Regions from separate parts of the Homo sapiens genome. Here region 2 is linked to region 1. Evidence: chromatin loops called from intact Hi-C (ENCODE). Cell type or tissue: heart left ventricle. All regions are shown on one strand.

Evidence for each region. A loop is a pair of places that touch in the nucleus more often than their neighbours do. Peaks named below come from ENCODE experiments on the same cell type or tissue, not always from the same donor. Only the 100,000 strongest peaks of a DNase experiment are listed, where the experiment ranks them.
Region 2: a loop joins it to region 1, with 2.6 times the contacts of the local background. A loop is called at or near these places in 19 of 110 quality-filtered maps.

Annotation. Positions count from the first base shown.
Region 1 is chr7:36,491,714-36,499,713 of GRCh38, reverse strand. No RefSeq gene overlaps it. Among named protein-coding and RNA genes, the nearest start is that of AOAH-IT1, 100 kb to the left of the region's middle. In heart left ventricle, no CTCF peak of the experiment used is centred here; no DNase peak of the experiment used is centred here; H3K27me3 peaks cover 1,313 bases.
Region 2 is chr7:36,950,282-36,958,281 of GRCh38, reverse strand. The region is part of intron 16 of ELMO1 (engulfment and cell motility 1); the gene reads left to right. Among named protein-coding and RNA genes, the nearest start is that of MIR1200, 35 kb to the right of the region's middle. RefSeq lists enhancers at 6,767-6,996, 7,107-7,156. In heart left ventricle, no CTCF peak of the experiment used is centred here; no DNase peak of the experiment used is centred here.

The DNA.
Region 1 (8,000 bases):
TCCTGCTTAGAGGGGGGATTGAGAGGTGAAGCCAGCAGGGCTTCTGGGTCAGGGGACTTGGAGAACTTTTCTGTCTAGCTAAAGGTTTGTAAACACACCAATCAGCACTCTGTAAAAACGCACCAATCAGCATTCTGTGTCTAGCTAAAGCACTGTAAATGCATCAATAATCACTCTGTAAAATAGATCAATCAGCAGGATGTGGGCGGGGCCAAATAAGGGAATAAAAGCTGGCCACCCGAGCCAGCAGCAGCAACCCACTTGGGTCCCCTTCCATGCTATGGAAGCTTTGTTCTTTTGCTCTTCACAATAAATCTTGCTGCTGCTCACTCTTTGGGTCCACACTACCTTTATGAGCTGTAACACTCACCGCAGAGGTCTGCGGCTTCACTCCTGAAGTCAACGAGACCAAGAACCCACCAGAAGGAACCAATTCCGAACACACTTCTCTCTGCTGCCGCCACCTTCAGCATATAACTTCTATTTTGTGATTCAAGACAGCCTCCCAAGCAACACCACCAGGACTGCATTTGAGCCAGCAGGAAGAGGGAAGGGGAGAGGAAAGGCCACTCTTTCTTCCTTGAGGATGCAACTTCCGCTTGCACCCCAGGAGGCCCAGCTCAGTCCCGTGGCCATGCAGCTTTAAAGAAAGCTAAAAATGTTTGTCTAGCCAAGCGGGTAACTGAAAATAGGCAGTTCTATTACCAGGAGAGAAGGGAGGATAGATACAGAAGGACAAGTAGCAATCTCTACAAGTGTAAATTAGAACCTTCTGGACGCCAATTTGACAATATGTGGAACCCACATGTCAGCTACCTCTATCCCTTGCTACTCAAAATGTGGTCATCAGACCAGCATCACCTGGAAGTTTGTTAAAAATGCAAAATATCGGGCCTGCCTACTACTAAATCATAATTTGCATTTAAACAGTATCCTTCAGTGATTTGTTTGCACGTTAAAGTTGGAGAAGCACTGATCTAGACAGTGGTTTTCAATTGTGGCTGTACATTGGAATAACCCGGGAACTTTCAAAACTCTCCTGATGCCTGGGCCACACCCAAAGAGCATTGAATTTAATTGGCCTGGTGAAATCCTAGGCTTCTGTGGTTCCAAAGTGCTCCCCTGGGTGATTCTCTTGTGCAGCTAAGGTGGCAAACCACTGCTCTGGGCTATTTGGGGGAAAGGAATTGTCTCACAATTACTCCTGAGTCAGACCCAAACTGCACTTTCTTATCTTCCTTGCTAGAAATCCACTTTAGCTTTCTTCTGCTTTATTTCTTTCTGGAGTGAAGTGGCACAATCACAGCACACTGCTGCCTCGAACCCCATCCCCCATCCCCTGGCTCAAGGAATCCTCCTGCCTCAGCCTCCCGAGTAACGGGGACTACAGTCATACACTACCACCTCCAGCTAACTTTTCTTTATAGCTTTGTAGAGACCGGTTCTCTTTATGTTGCCCAGGCTGGTGTCTGACTCCTGGGTTCAATTGATCTTCCAGCCTCGGCCTCCCAAAATGCTGGGAATACAGGGTGAGCCACCACATTTGTCCTCTTCTGCTTTCTTGACCATACCTCATCCCATTTTCTTCTTGTTTGCTGTGCCAGTGCATATTTAATGATGGTTTGGGAATAATGCAGAAAGTTATCCTGTAGCACAGAGTAGCACATGACCTAAAACTGGAAGTCAGTCACACGTCCCTGCCTTTTAGTGCCCCACCCCGGGATTTTCCACGGGGCCCCTCCTCTGCAGCTGGCCCCACGACACTGCTCATTGCTCCTCCTCTCCCTCCACTCCTCCCTTGAAGCCCTAAGGGAGGTACTCCTTGAAACTTACACATTCTTTATCATTGTGCAGAGTAAATTGTGTCTTTTCTCATTATGTTGTTCCTCTGAGGGCTCTCTTTTCACATTAAATGATTCATTAGTAGGGGCAAGGAGGGGTTGCCAAAAACTCTGCTCTGGAGGGAAAGTATGCCACTCCCTTGGGAGACAGAGCAATTATGGCAAACGGTGTTTTAAATAATAATAATAAAATAATTCCTCTTTATCATTATGCATTTCCAAACTCTTTTAGAATTCATGCCTGACTCAGGACCCAGAAACCATTTTTTGTTTGTTGTTTGTTTGTTTGTTTCAAGATGGGTTCCCACTCTTTCGCCCAGGCTGGAGTGCAGTGGTGAGATCTTGGCTCGCTCCAACTTCCGCTTCCCAGGCTCAAGTGATTCTCCAGCCTCAGCCTCCTGAGTAGCTGGGACTACAGGTGCAAACCACCAACGCCCACCTAATTTTTGTATTTTTTGTAGAGATGGGGTTTCACCATGTTGCCCAGGCTTGTCTCAAATTCCTAAGCTAAAAGTGATCCACCCGCCTCAGCCTCCCAAAGTGCTGGGATTATAAGCATGAGTCACTGCACCCAGCCCAGAAACCATGTAAATGTTGATAAATTGACTTCTTAAAAGTAAAAGTTTTTGTACGTTGAAAACATACTGTAAGCAGAGTCAAAAGACAAGTGGCAAAATGGGGGGACACACACCCCATTTCACAGACGAAGAGCTAATCTCCCCAGGACATGAAGAGTTCTTAAAAAGCAAGAAGGAAAAAGCTAACAATTCAGTTTTTAAATTGGCAGAAGATATGAATGGCTAAAGTTAAGAGAAAATAGAATCAAAGGCACCTTACACATAAAAAATATAAAAATCTGTTTAACTTCACTTATAATTAGATAAATGTAATTTGAAATTACACTGAGAGGTTTCTGTTTTCTGATCCAGCATGTAGTGAGTTTGAAAGTTGTCACTCCATCCTAACAAGAAAAAGCCTGGACAGGCTGAAAAATCAACAACCCTTCTTAGATCTGCCAGAGATTTGAAGTCACGGGGCAAACCATTTCCCAAGCACTGGAGAGAGAGGAAGGTACAGAGAATTCCAACTCACTGAAGTGGAATCCCAGAAGCAGAAACATCCAGTGTAAGTGGGGGGTGGGGGTGTTTCGTTTTGTTTTGTTTTTGTAGAGACGGGGCCGCACTCTGTTGCCCAGGCTGGTCTTGAACTCCTAGCCTCAAGCGATCCTCCCTCCTCAGCTGGGATGTCAGGCGTGCTGGGATGACAGGTGTGAGCCACCATGCCTGGCCCAATGGAAGTAGTACTAGATATGTCATGACTGGCTTTCAACAGAAAAGTGCAAGGCACACTAACAGGCAAAAACAGTTTGAAAAGACAGAGCAAGCATCAGAGCACATTCAGATATGACAGGGGTGTTGGAGCTATTACACTAGGAATTTAAAATAATTATGAAGAGTATGCTAAGGGCTCTAATGGACAACATGTAAGAACAGATGGGTAAGTGGATATCCATATGCAGAAGACCTCAATCTATGAAACTACTAAAAGAAAACAATGAGGAAACTCTCCAGGACATTGATCTGGGCAAAGATTTCTTGAGTATACCCCACAAGCACAGGCGACCAAAGCAAAAACAGACAAATGGGATCACATCAAGTTAAAAAGTTTCTGCATAGCAAAGGAAACAACAGACTAGGCATGGTGCCTCGCAACTGTAATCCCAGCACTTTAGGAGGCTGAAATGGGCAGATCACCTGAGGTCAGGAGTTCAAGACCAGCCTGGCCAATATGGTGAAACCCTGTCTCTATTAAAAATACAAAAATTAGCCAGGTGTGGTGGTGTGCACCTGTAATTCCAGCTATTCAGGTGGCTGAGGCCCGAGAATCGCTTGAATCCGGGAGGCGGAGGTGGCAGTAAGCCAAGATTATGCCACTACCCTCCAGCCTGGGTAATGGAGTAAGATTCTGTCTCAAAAAAAAAAAAAAAAAAAAAAGAAGAAGAAGAAGAAGAAACAATCAACAAAGAAAAGAGACAACCCACAGTATGGGAGAAAATATTTGCAAATTATCCATCTGACAAGAGATTAATAACCAGAATATATAAGGAGCTCAAACAATTCTACAGGAAAATATTCTAATACTCCAACTTAAATATGGGCAAAGGATCTGAACAGACATTTCTCCAAAGAAGACATACAGATGGCAAACAGGCATCTGAAAAGGTGCTTAACATCACAGATCATCAAAGAAATGCAAATCAAAACTACAAAGAGGTATCATCTCACCTCAGTTAAAATGGCTTATATCCAAAAGCAATAACAAATGTTGGCGAGGATGTGGAAAAAAGGGAATCCTTGTACACTGTTTGGGGGAATGTAAATTAGTACAACCACTATGGAGAACAGTTTGGAGGTTCCTCATAAAGCTAAAAATAGGGCTATCATATAATCCAGCAATTCACTGCTAAGTATATACCCCAAAAAAGGAAATCAATATATCAAAGCAATATCTGCACTCCCATGTTTTGCAGCACTATTCATAACAGCCAAGATTTGGAAGCAACATAAGTGTCTATCAACAGATGAATGGATAAAGAAAATGTGGTTACATATACACAATGGAGCACTATTCAGCCATAAAAAGGAACAAGATGCTGCCACTTGCCACAACATGGATGGAACTGGAGGTCTTTATGTTAAGTGAAATAAGCCAGGCACAGAAAGACAAATGTCACATGTTCTCATTCATTTGTAGAAGCTAAAAATTAAAACAATTGAACTCATGAAGACAGAGAGTAGAATGATGGTTACCAGAGCCTAGGCACAGTGGAGGGGAAGAAAGTGGGGATGACTAATGCGTACAAAAAAAAAGTTAGATAGAAGAAATAAGATCTAGTATTTGGGGCTAGGCGTGGTGGCTCACACCTATAATTCCAGCAGTTTGAGAGGCCAAGGTGGGTGGATACCTTGAGGTTGGAAGTTCGAGACCAGCCTGGACAACATGGCAAAACCCCATCTCTACTAAAAATACAAAAATTACCTGAGCATGTTGATGCATGCCTGTAATCCCAGCTACTCAGGAGGCTGAGGCAGGAGAATCACTTGAACCCGTGAGGCAGAAGTTGCAGTGAGCCAAGATCACACCACTGCACTCCAGCCTGGGCGACAGAGCAAGACTCTATTTCAAAAAAAAAAAAAATCTAGTATTTGGTAGCACAACAGAGTGTCTACAGTCAATAATAATTTATTATATATTTTTAAATAACTAGAAGAGTATAATTGGAATGTTTATAATGCAAAGAAATAATAAATGCTTGAGACGATGGATACCCATTTACCTTGATGTGATTATTATGCCTTGTATGCCTGTATCGAAATTTCTCATATGCCCCATAAATATATATACCTACCATGTACCCACTAAAAACTAAAAATTTAAAAAAAAACAGATGGGCAATGTAATTAAGGAGATAGAAATTCTAAGAAAGAATCAGAAAGACAAGCTAGAATTAAAAAACATGTAATAGAAAGCATATATATAAAAATATATATACCTACTATATACCCATTAAAAATTAAAAATTAAATAAAAAAACATGGGCAATGTAATCAAGGAGATACAAATTCTAAGAAAGAATCAAAAAGACATGCTAGAAATAAAAAACATGTAACAGGAAGAATGCCTTTGATGGACTCATTAGTAGACTAGACACAGCTGAGGAAAGAACGTCTGAGCTTGAGGATATGTCAACAGAAGCTTCCCAAACTGAAAAGAGAAAGTGGGGGGTGGAAACTGGAACAGAATATCCAAGAACTGTACATAAGTTACAGTGGGAATACAAAGAGAAGAAAAAGAGTAAGGAACAGAAGAAATATTTGATGCAAAAATGACAAATATTCCCAAATTAATGTCAGACACCAAACCACAGATCCAAGAAGTTCAGAGAACACCAAGGAGGGATAAACGTGTCAAAAAATCTACACTTAGGCATATCATACTCAAACTGAAGAAAACGAAACATAAAGAAAATATTTGGGCTTTGGGTGATAATGATGTGTCAATGTAGGTTCATTGATTGTAGCAAATAATGTACCACTCCTCTGGGGAAGAAAGTTGATAGTGGAGGAGTCCACTGGGGGAAAAAAAAAAGGCTGCAATGGTGCACTGCATTAGAGGCAGAAAAAAAAAAGCCCAGCCATGTGAATTCAGGCTATGTGCAGCTGTCATCCAATTCTTGTTAACCTTCAGGCTAGAATTTTATTTGAAGGACTAAATTTTATCCATGGCTGCCTATACAATCTGCAATGTCTATGCTTCTAAAAAAGAAGTTCTCTAATAAAAATAAAATTATATTCTGCTAAAAGCTGTAATTTTTACATACTGCAGCCCAGACAATTGGAAAGTGTATTTTCTTAAAAATTTCACTTAAAATGATATCATAAGGCACTAAATACTTTGGAGTAAACTGACAAAAGACATGTAAAACCTCTATATTGAAAACTGGCTAGGTGCTCTGGCTTACGCCTGTAATCCCAGCACTTTGGGTGGCCAAGGCAAGTGGATCACCTGAGTTCAGGAGTTTGAGACCAGCCTGGCCAACATAGTGAAACCCCATCTCTACTAAAAATACAAAAATTAGCTGGGCATGGTGGCGGGCACTTGTAATCCCAGCTACTCGGGAGGCTGAGGCAAGAGAATTGCTTGAACCAGGGAGGCAGAGGTTGCAGTGAGCTAAGGTTGCGCCACTCCACTCCAGCCTGAATGACAGAGGGAGACTCTGTCTCAAAAAAAAAAAAAAAAAAAAAAAAAAGACAAAGAAAACATATGTTGCTGAAAGAAAGTTTAAGAGACCTAAATAAATGGATGTATCTACATTAATACCGTATTCCTAAATTTAAATGCTCAATGTTGTCAGTTCTACTAAAATTGATCTATAGATTAAATATAATCCTAAATATAATCCCAGAGGCTTTTTTTAAATTGAAGCTGATTCTAAAATATACAGAGAAATACAAAGAACCTAAGTTAGCCAAAGCAATTTTGGGGGAAAGAAAGAAAGAAAATGTAGAGATGTTTCAGTACCTGACTTAAAATGTGTAATATAATTATAATAGTCAAGACAGTGTTACTGACATCGAGACACACAACTAACTCAATGGAAGCAGAATAGGGTGCCCAGAAACACCTCATTTATATGGTTCTTTGATTCTTTTACAAAGGTGCCAAAGAAAGCAAGGGAAAAGAAAAGTGTTTTCAATAAATGCTATTGGAACAACCAGATGTTTTTAATGAATATTTACCTCTATATCATATCTATGTAAAAATTAATCTAAGATAGATAATAGAATCAAATGTAAAAGCCAAAACTAAAAAGCTGCTAGAAGAAAACATATTCCCAGTTTAGGGGTAGGCAGGAGTTTCCTAGACAAGACACAAAAACAATAACCAAAAATGAAAAAGAACTTGATAAATTCATTTTTAGAAAGAATTAATATTACTCTGTCAAATTAGACAAAATTTCAAACTTTCGCTCCTTCAAAGACACCACAGACTGGGAGAAAATATTCACAAAACATAGGTCTGACAATGACTCCAGAATATTTAAAGAACTCCTACAACTCAATAATAAAGAGGCAACCTATGTTTTTAATGAGTAAAGTTTTGAACATACACATTACAAAGGTAGATACAGGAGTGGCCAAAAAACACATAAAACAGTGTTTAACATTCTTGATCATCAGGTAAATGCAATGTAAAATCACAGAGATCCCCTACGTACCCACCAGTATGGCCAAAAATGAAAAGATTGAGAGCAGCAAGTGTTGGCAAGGATGTAGAACAACTGAAGCTCTCATATAGAAGCACTTTTGAAAAGCTTCTTATAAAACTAATTATGCACTACCCTATGACCCAGCAAGCTCTCCCCTAAATATCAACTATCGCATGTCTACAGAAAGACTTGTAAAACAATGCCCATAGCAGCTTCATTCATAAAAGCTAAAACCTAGAAACTGTCCAGTTGTCCATCAATATAAACACATGACATACCACTCAGCAATATAAAATCAACTACTGATATGCACAACATAAATGAGTCTCAAAATTATGCTGAATATATATATGTTGACTATATATATGCATATATATATGAAATTCTGG
Region 2 (8,000 bases), 460 kb before region 1:
TTCAGGTGGGTGGAGGAGGCAGAGAATAGGATTTAAGCTAGGTTGGTTTTGCTAAGCAAATATGATAGAGAGAAGAGGTACTGGGGATGTATTCATGAATACAAAAGGAGAGATTATAATTATAATGGAATAGAAGTTAGGTAATGAGGAAAGTGAAGCCATGAATGGGGTGATGGACAAGGAAAAGGTGGCAATGTTAAGAGTCACAGCAGGATCAGAGAACTTTTGGAATGTGTTGCAGGTTGCAACTGATTGGAGCCAGCATTGTGGGTGGTAAAATAATTTACAAAGACAGTAGTAAGTTAAAGAAAGCAATGGGCAGCACAGCAGAGAAGGAGCTGTCTGCAAAGAGACAGGATCTGGAGGGAAGTTTTACAGGGTGGTGCCGGAGGGGCTACCTACAGATAAGCTTGTGCTGCTGGGGCTACATGCAAAGCGAGGTATTTGGGAACAGGATGTTGTGTCAGCAGGTTGTTGGTGGTTAGCCTTCTCTCAGAACAATTGTTCTCTCCACACTTGGGGCATCTTCCTTGTTGTTTACTTATCTTGTCAGGACTCCACAGAATGGGCATACTAGAGAGAGTGAATTGGAAAGACACAAGATGGTGCTTGTAAACTTACGACTTCAGCAATGGTTCTGTATTTTCAATGACAAAGCTTAGGCTACAGTCACAGCAAAAGCTGCTTTAGGAGATTATAAAGGACAAGACCTTTGGGTTGAGGAGGGTTGTGGAACTGAGAAGCTAGGTATTGGGTAGATCATCTGTGAGGATATTGAAGTTACTAAGAATGATGATAAAGAGAGGGAAGGGTAAGAAAATCGTCAATGAATTGTGGCATGACCAGGTGGAGAGTAAGTGTCATAAAGAGGGATAGTGGATAGTATAATGTCAGGCACCTCAAAGGAACTGGGCAGGGAGTTAGGGAGTAAAAAGGGCGGTGGTCTGGAAGCAGAAAGGAGGAGCAGTGGTCCAGTAGGGGCTGCAGAGCTGCAAGGCTTTGCCTCAATCCTGTCAAAGGCAACTTCAAGCTTTCCAGGAGCCATACTCCTTCATTTGTTCATTACTTTCTAGATTAGGAAATCACCACTCAGCGACTGGGGTCTTTGCCTGAATGTATTTCAGAATTACTAAGTTGGTTGAATGCTTCCACAAATACTGTTTTCATGGAGAGCACTTCATATTTACATTGGAAAAGAGCTGGTGCCATCCTCTCCACAGAAACAAGGCTGACAGCCCTTAAATAGCTTTGGCTATCTCTTGGGGAGATCACAGTTTGTGGGAAATCGACAACATTACCATGGAACATAACTTGGAAATGATATTTTTCTTTGCTCGCCACTGAGCATTTTGGACTTGGGAAACAGGCTACCAGAAGAGTAGTTATTGGGAAAGGGCAATCAACACGTGCTTTCCTTGGCTCATGATTTCTTGCCATTTTTTCCGGCGTTGTAATCAAACCTGTAGGCTACTGATTATTTACTCATTAAGTTCCACTTTCTCACTCTTCCCATTTCAAAGTAGTCATTTAAAAAATTGCCCGATCGATGATTTTTATATAGGAACAACATATTTTTTATGAAAGTCTTTTTCACAACTGCTAAGAAGCTTTGTCACTATAAGCTGTCACAAGATGGCATCACTTGGTAGTCTTCAAGTCTAATTAGTTTTCTTGTACGCCTGGGTGCATTTTTGAGCTATAAAATAAAACTTGTTGAATAAAGTGACCTTTTTTTTATATGCAGTCTAGCCTATTTTGGAATTGTCCTTTACAAACATATAACATGATGATTGATCAGATGGCATTTGGGTCTGAAATTACTTCTTGGATGTAGAAGAGAACAAGGCCTTGTTTTGAAAGTTTCTGACTTAATTATTTTATTTCAAAAAAGACAAGAAGGCATATGCAGAATTTGAAGGGAATTATAGATTCTGCCCTGACCAAGAGAAGGATAAGAAAATCATCAATGGATTGTGGCATGACCAAAAGCAGAATAAATAACATAAGGAAGGCTGTAGTCCCATGGCAGGCACCTCAAAGGAACTGGGCAGGAGGTTAGCAAGTGGAAAGGATAGTGGTCTGGAAGCAGAAAGCAGAAGCAAGAAGTACACCTATTCAGCCTCCAAGAAATATATGTAGCCTTCAGGACACCCTAGACAAGAAAAGGCTCTCAGAAAGGGAACAGGTATTGAGATAAATAAATTTGAGGTGGACACCTACTTTGCATCACGACACTGTGTTAAGACCTAGAGATCTAAACATGAAAAAGGGATCTTCTAAAGCATCGAGTGGTCTAGCAGAGGAGAGAGACATGGAATCCAGTAGCCCTGTTGAGTTAGCATTATACTGAAAAAGAGAAGTGAGAACAGTTTATCCTCTTGGGTGAGTAGGGAGCTGGGATCCTACAAAGAACAAGAATGGAGATATCTGAACTGGACTTTGAAAGATATCAAGAATTTACCACCCATTTTGGATAGGAATGGGCTAGAGGGTGTCAGGGAAGGAATTTAAAGATGAGGCAACAGCCTGAATAAAGGATTAAGGTCACGAATAGGGTAGACTTTGGGACCCTGGGGAAGTAGCAAGGGACAGCAAGAAGTGATTTGGATCCTTACATATGGAAAAGACTCTGAGTTTCCTGGCACCCTACCTTTGACAGATTTAGGATGAATAAAAAGATGTACATGTGTTTCCAAGATGTTACAGAGAACACTCATATTTATTTGATACTTACATACTCCAAGATATTCAGAAATCAGATTATTGTACTGAAATAATGCAGAATTGGACCATTTTTCTATGACAAGTCTAAATAATTTATCTGGTGGATGTTTTCATAAAGGAAGGTTTTACACCTGTTCAGTGTGTGGTTTATCCAAATACCTTTACTTCGGAATTTGTGCTTGAAAATAGATTCTGTATCTTTTGGCGAATGGGAGCCAAGGGTTATAGTGGTGAGTATGAAGGGAGATGAGATAGGGTAGAAAAAGAAGCAGCTGTAGAGAAAATGTAGTGTAGAAGCAGATAGTATAGGAAAAAAAGATTTGAGCTGAGAGGAGGGTTTATTTCCTGGTGTGACCAGTTAGGAGCTACTCGACCTTAGACTAAAGTCCCTTGACCTCCTGGAGTCTGATGCCTTCCGCCATGTAGAGGGAGGTGATGAGCTATTCTGAGGCTCATAAGATACAACGTGTGAGGCATGAGAGAGCCCCTTTTGTGTGCCATAAAACTCTGTAGAAATGGGAGCTGATAGTCCTGATATCTTGGTATACTTTGAGAATTTAGCTTTGTTACAACTTCAGGGTCACGGGTTGTGGGATGAATGGCTCACTGAATGCTTCTCAAGCTTTTGGGATACAGGAACATGTCTCACCTGGTACGCTTGTAAAAACATCAAATATTGGGAACCATCTCCAGAATTCCTAATTTAATGTGATTAGGACAGAATTTAAGAATCTGCATTTTGAGCAGACATCTCATGAGTTGCGAAGACAGTGGACCGAGGAGACCATTTTCTTGTAGAAACTGTCCTAAAAGATCTTAAAAGTTATGTGCATCCAGTAAAATCAGGCCAGAAGTTGCCCAGCCTATTAATAAAACCTTGGACTCACCTTCTGAGAAAAAATGCAGGCACCCTTTGCTAGGCTTCTGAAGGTCCTCTTTGACAGGCACCCCAGCTGAGATTGGCCTTGTTCTCCTGCACCAAATAAAGGAGTTGCTAGCATTTTTGAACTCCTATGTTGTGCTTGTGGGGGAGGATCCAAGAACAGATTACCCTGCTTGCTGCTAGCAGAAACCCAAACCCACTGCAGTCTCCCATCACATTGACCATTCATTTGTCAGCAGTGCCCCTGGGTGGGAATCAGGCTGACAGCCTTCCAAAACCTCCCCTCCTGTCCCTGCTTCCCCCACACCCCTGCCTCAAGGGACATCTGTGATGCACTGGAAGGTGACCTAAACATTTGGCCAGAACCCTAATTCTGATACTTCTGGTTCTGTGACCCCCATTAATTCCCTTACTTTCCAAACCTCCAATTCCTCACCTGTGAATGAGGAAGGTGCACCTGGGCTGCAGCATTGCTGTGAAGATGAAGCAAGTGCTTGAGGCTCTGTGAGATCCTGCTGTGTGGGGTCTGCTGTCCAGATCATGAAGAACTCTTGCCCCTCAGGAACTTGTATGTAGATGCTCTTCTGAGCAACAACAGTGAATTTGGAAATCCTGCCTAGGAATCAGAGCAAGGGTCCAAGTTGTAGGCATGGAGTTGAAAGTAAAAACCAGCATTTTAATTTTTACTACAAGATAATTAGCTTCTGAATAAAGATAGTAATTTTGTATTGAAACATTTAATTCCCCTTCTTCCAAAGTTCCTACTGAAATGACTAATACACACACACACACACACACACACACACACACACACACACACACACACACACACACAAAACATACCCATACACTGTACCAGAACTGGAGCAGGGAAGAGTGAAATCTACTCATTCATTCAGCAACATGCAAAACACATACACCTTTAAGTTGCCAGATTCTCAATGGATTCATTTTATATGGCTAAGACTGTTACATGTTCAACAGTAGGGGAACAGCTAAATAAATAAAAAACCGAGTTGTCCTTAAAGATGATGGTGTATAAGCATCATTATTTACATATAAAAAGTATTGTTACACTAAGAAGATTAAAAAACAATATATACAATATTATATTACAACCATGCTTAGAAAAACCTTTAAAAGGATATGCACCAAAATTTTTGACAGTCATTTTCTGTAAATGATAGGGATAGTTCACCTTTTAAAATATTGCTTATCTATTCTGTCTAGTTTAATTACTTTGAATTTAACATACTTGCGTAATAAACACATATGTCTGACAGGTTGTAAAAATTGGGGCTTTTAGACTTCAGCTGCAGACCTAAAATATTTGCATAGCTAATTAGGGGCTCTTGTGTGATGTCCATCTTTATGTCAAGAGAGTAGTACGTTCAAGAGTAGTATGTCAAGAGAGGCACGGTGGCTCATACCTGTAATCCCAGCATTTTGGGAGACTGAGGTGGGTGGATCCACGATGTCAGGAGATCGATATCATCCTGGCTAACATGGTGAAACCCCATCTCTACTGAAAATACAAAAAAATTAGCCGGGCGTGGTGGCGGGTGCCTGTAGTCCCAGCTACTCGGGAGGCTGAGGCAGGAGAATGGCGTGAACCCGGGAGCTTGCCCTGAGCCGAGATCGCGCCACTGTACTTTAGCTGGGGCGACAGAGCGAGACTCCATCTCAAAAAAAAAAAAAAAAAAAAAAAAAGAGTAGTGACTTCCATTATTTGGCACATTGACCTCATTATATTGAAATGTCTTGAGAGTCTTTCACTCTCCAGTGGGTCACCTAAGAAATGCTTTGGGAATAACAAAGAGGTCTGTCTCCTCCAGGAGATGATACTGCTCTCTTCCTCCTCTGCTCTCTGTGTATTTTTTTTTCCTTCCCAGCTATTCACACACCAGTAGAATTTCTCTTATGTAAGTGGACCTCTCTTGAGACTCTGTGATGGAAAAGAATGTATTCAGTTTTTTCCCCCTTTTTTGAAAAAGCATCATTACAATTCCCGCTTCCCATCCATTCATTTTCATAACTGAGTCTAGAGTGATTTCTTTTTTCTTTGAACTTTACTTGAATGTATCCCGTCCCTTTCATAAGAGCCACTTTTACCTGGGAGCCTCAGAAGGTTAGAGTGATGATATGGAGGTGCTGCCTTATTAATCAAACGTTTGCTCTGTGCTGGGCATTAATCACTTAAAGCTGCACAGCTGGATAAGATTCATTAGTGTCTTCTTTCACTGTGCTCGTCTCCCCGCCCCGCTTGCTCTTGGAGGCATTTACTAAAATGCCACCAGTGCTTCCATCACCAGCTCCATCTCTCTCCCACCTCCCGTGGCCACGTGCTGTGTTTGGCCCCTGGGTACAGAGAAAGATCACTAAGAGGTTACCAAACAGAACATTAAAGGGCCTCTGATGGCTTCTTTGACTGATTCCTTTCAAATCTGCCTGGATCCTCTGGAAGCCTCTTCTCAGGATGCATGTTCCACACTGAGCCCAGTGGCTGCCCTCAGGAGTAGATGCAGGCCTCAGAGATGCTGAACACCTCCCTGGCATGGGTTTGCGTGGGATGCACCTGTTCATCAGTCATGCCCCCTCCGTCTGGGGACATCCTGCTGGTGCCCAGACCATCCTCCCTGCTTCCTGCTTCCTTGCCAGATCCTTCTCTAATCCACTTCCTGACTTCCACATAGAGGTCTTTGACTTCAGAGTCCCTTGCTTTGGCCTTTAAACCCCCCTTCATTTAATCATTCTTCAGTAAACATCTATTGAGTGCCTGCTGTATGCCAGGCTCTGCAGCAGTCACTGGGGACGTAATTCTGTGCCAGAGAAACATGGTTCTGACCTCATGGAAGTTTCTAGCAGAGAAGACATGTAAAAGCAAAACAGAAGAGTAAACAAAGCAACGTGGTCTCAAGCGTAAGAAGTGCTGTGAAGTCAACAAAAAGAAACAGAGACAGAATCTACTAGGAGTGGGCACCATATTTTGAATGGCGTGGCCAGAGAAGACTGTGGTCCTTGGACCAACACCAACAGCATTGCCTGAGAACCTGCTAGAAATGCAGATTCTCAGACCCTATCCCAGACCCACTTCAGTCTGATTCATCAGAGACTCCCCCAGCAGTCTGTGTTTAATGAGCCCTCCAGGTGGTTCCAGTGGCCACCCTAGATTGAGAACCACTGATTAAGGCTACGTGATGGGAAGGAGGTAGGTATGTGAAGTGTGGAGGAAAGCACCTTCCAGGCTGAGGGTCCAGATGAGCAAAAACAGGAGAGAGCTTGGCTTTTTTGAGGAACTGAAACCAAGACCATTTTGGCCGGAGCCAAGTGTTGGTGATGTGGGCAGGGATTAAATCAGATAGGCTCTTGCAGACCAAAGTGAAGGGATAGGATTTTAACCTAGTTAAGAAGCCCTTGAAGCATCTTAAGCAATGCCTTGCACTGATCTGGACTCCCTTTTAAGATGATCTCTATTGCTGAGTCCAGAATAGATTGGAGTGGCTTAAGAATGGAAGTGGGAGACCAGGAAGGAGGCTGATACACAGGTCCAAGCAGTAAATGGAGGTGGCCTGGACCAAGGTGGCAACAGTAGGAATAAGGTAAGAAGGTACTTGTGAGATATGTTTTAGAAATAAGCTCAAAAAGACTTGTGGACTGATTAGGTGTGGACAGGGGTAGTGGTGGAGAGGGGGAATCATGATTGACTTCCTGGTGTCTGGCTTCAGTAACTGGGTAGATGGATGGGTCATTTACTGCTCCAGAGAGGCAAGAAGCAGACACGCCCTCTCGGCCTTCCTCTCAGACACTCCGTAACATGGTGGGTCTGAAATCCCACTGTAAACAGCTTCATGGAGTGCATCCTCAGCTTGTCTTCATGGGCCAGTCCTCAGTTCAGCCCAGACCCCTGAGCCCTCATGGAGATGAAGGAGCCATTGCTTCGATCTCCATAAGGGCTCTGTCCCTCTAGCGCAATGTCTTGTGTGCAGTGAACATTTGAGAAATACCTAAATGACTCGGTCTGCTGGAAGAGCAGTATTCCTGTCAGAAAAATATTGAGTCAGTCCCCAGCCTTGATTAAAGATGTATAATTGTTACCTTCACCTTAGGAAGGACAAAAGAGATAAATTGCCTGGCGCCATGAAACACAGACAGCCCAAGGGGTTGAACCAAAGACAGAAGCAGAAGATAGGAGTGGCCAGGGGCCCAGGAGAAAATAGGAGAAACCTGTGGCTTGGTGGTGAGTGACCCTTTGCCCAGTCACCCACTGTGAAGAGTGAACTGCAGGAGGAAATGGGAAGGAAAACAGATCTTTTGACTCTGCTCATCTCCTGCAGAGAAGGTGGGCTGGTTACATAAAAAGCTACTGTGGGCTGCTCAGTTCCTGAGTCTTGCT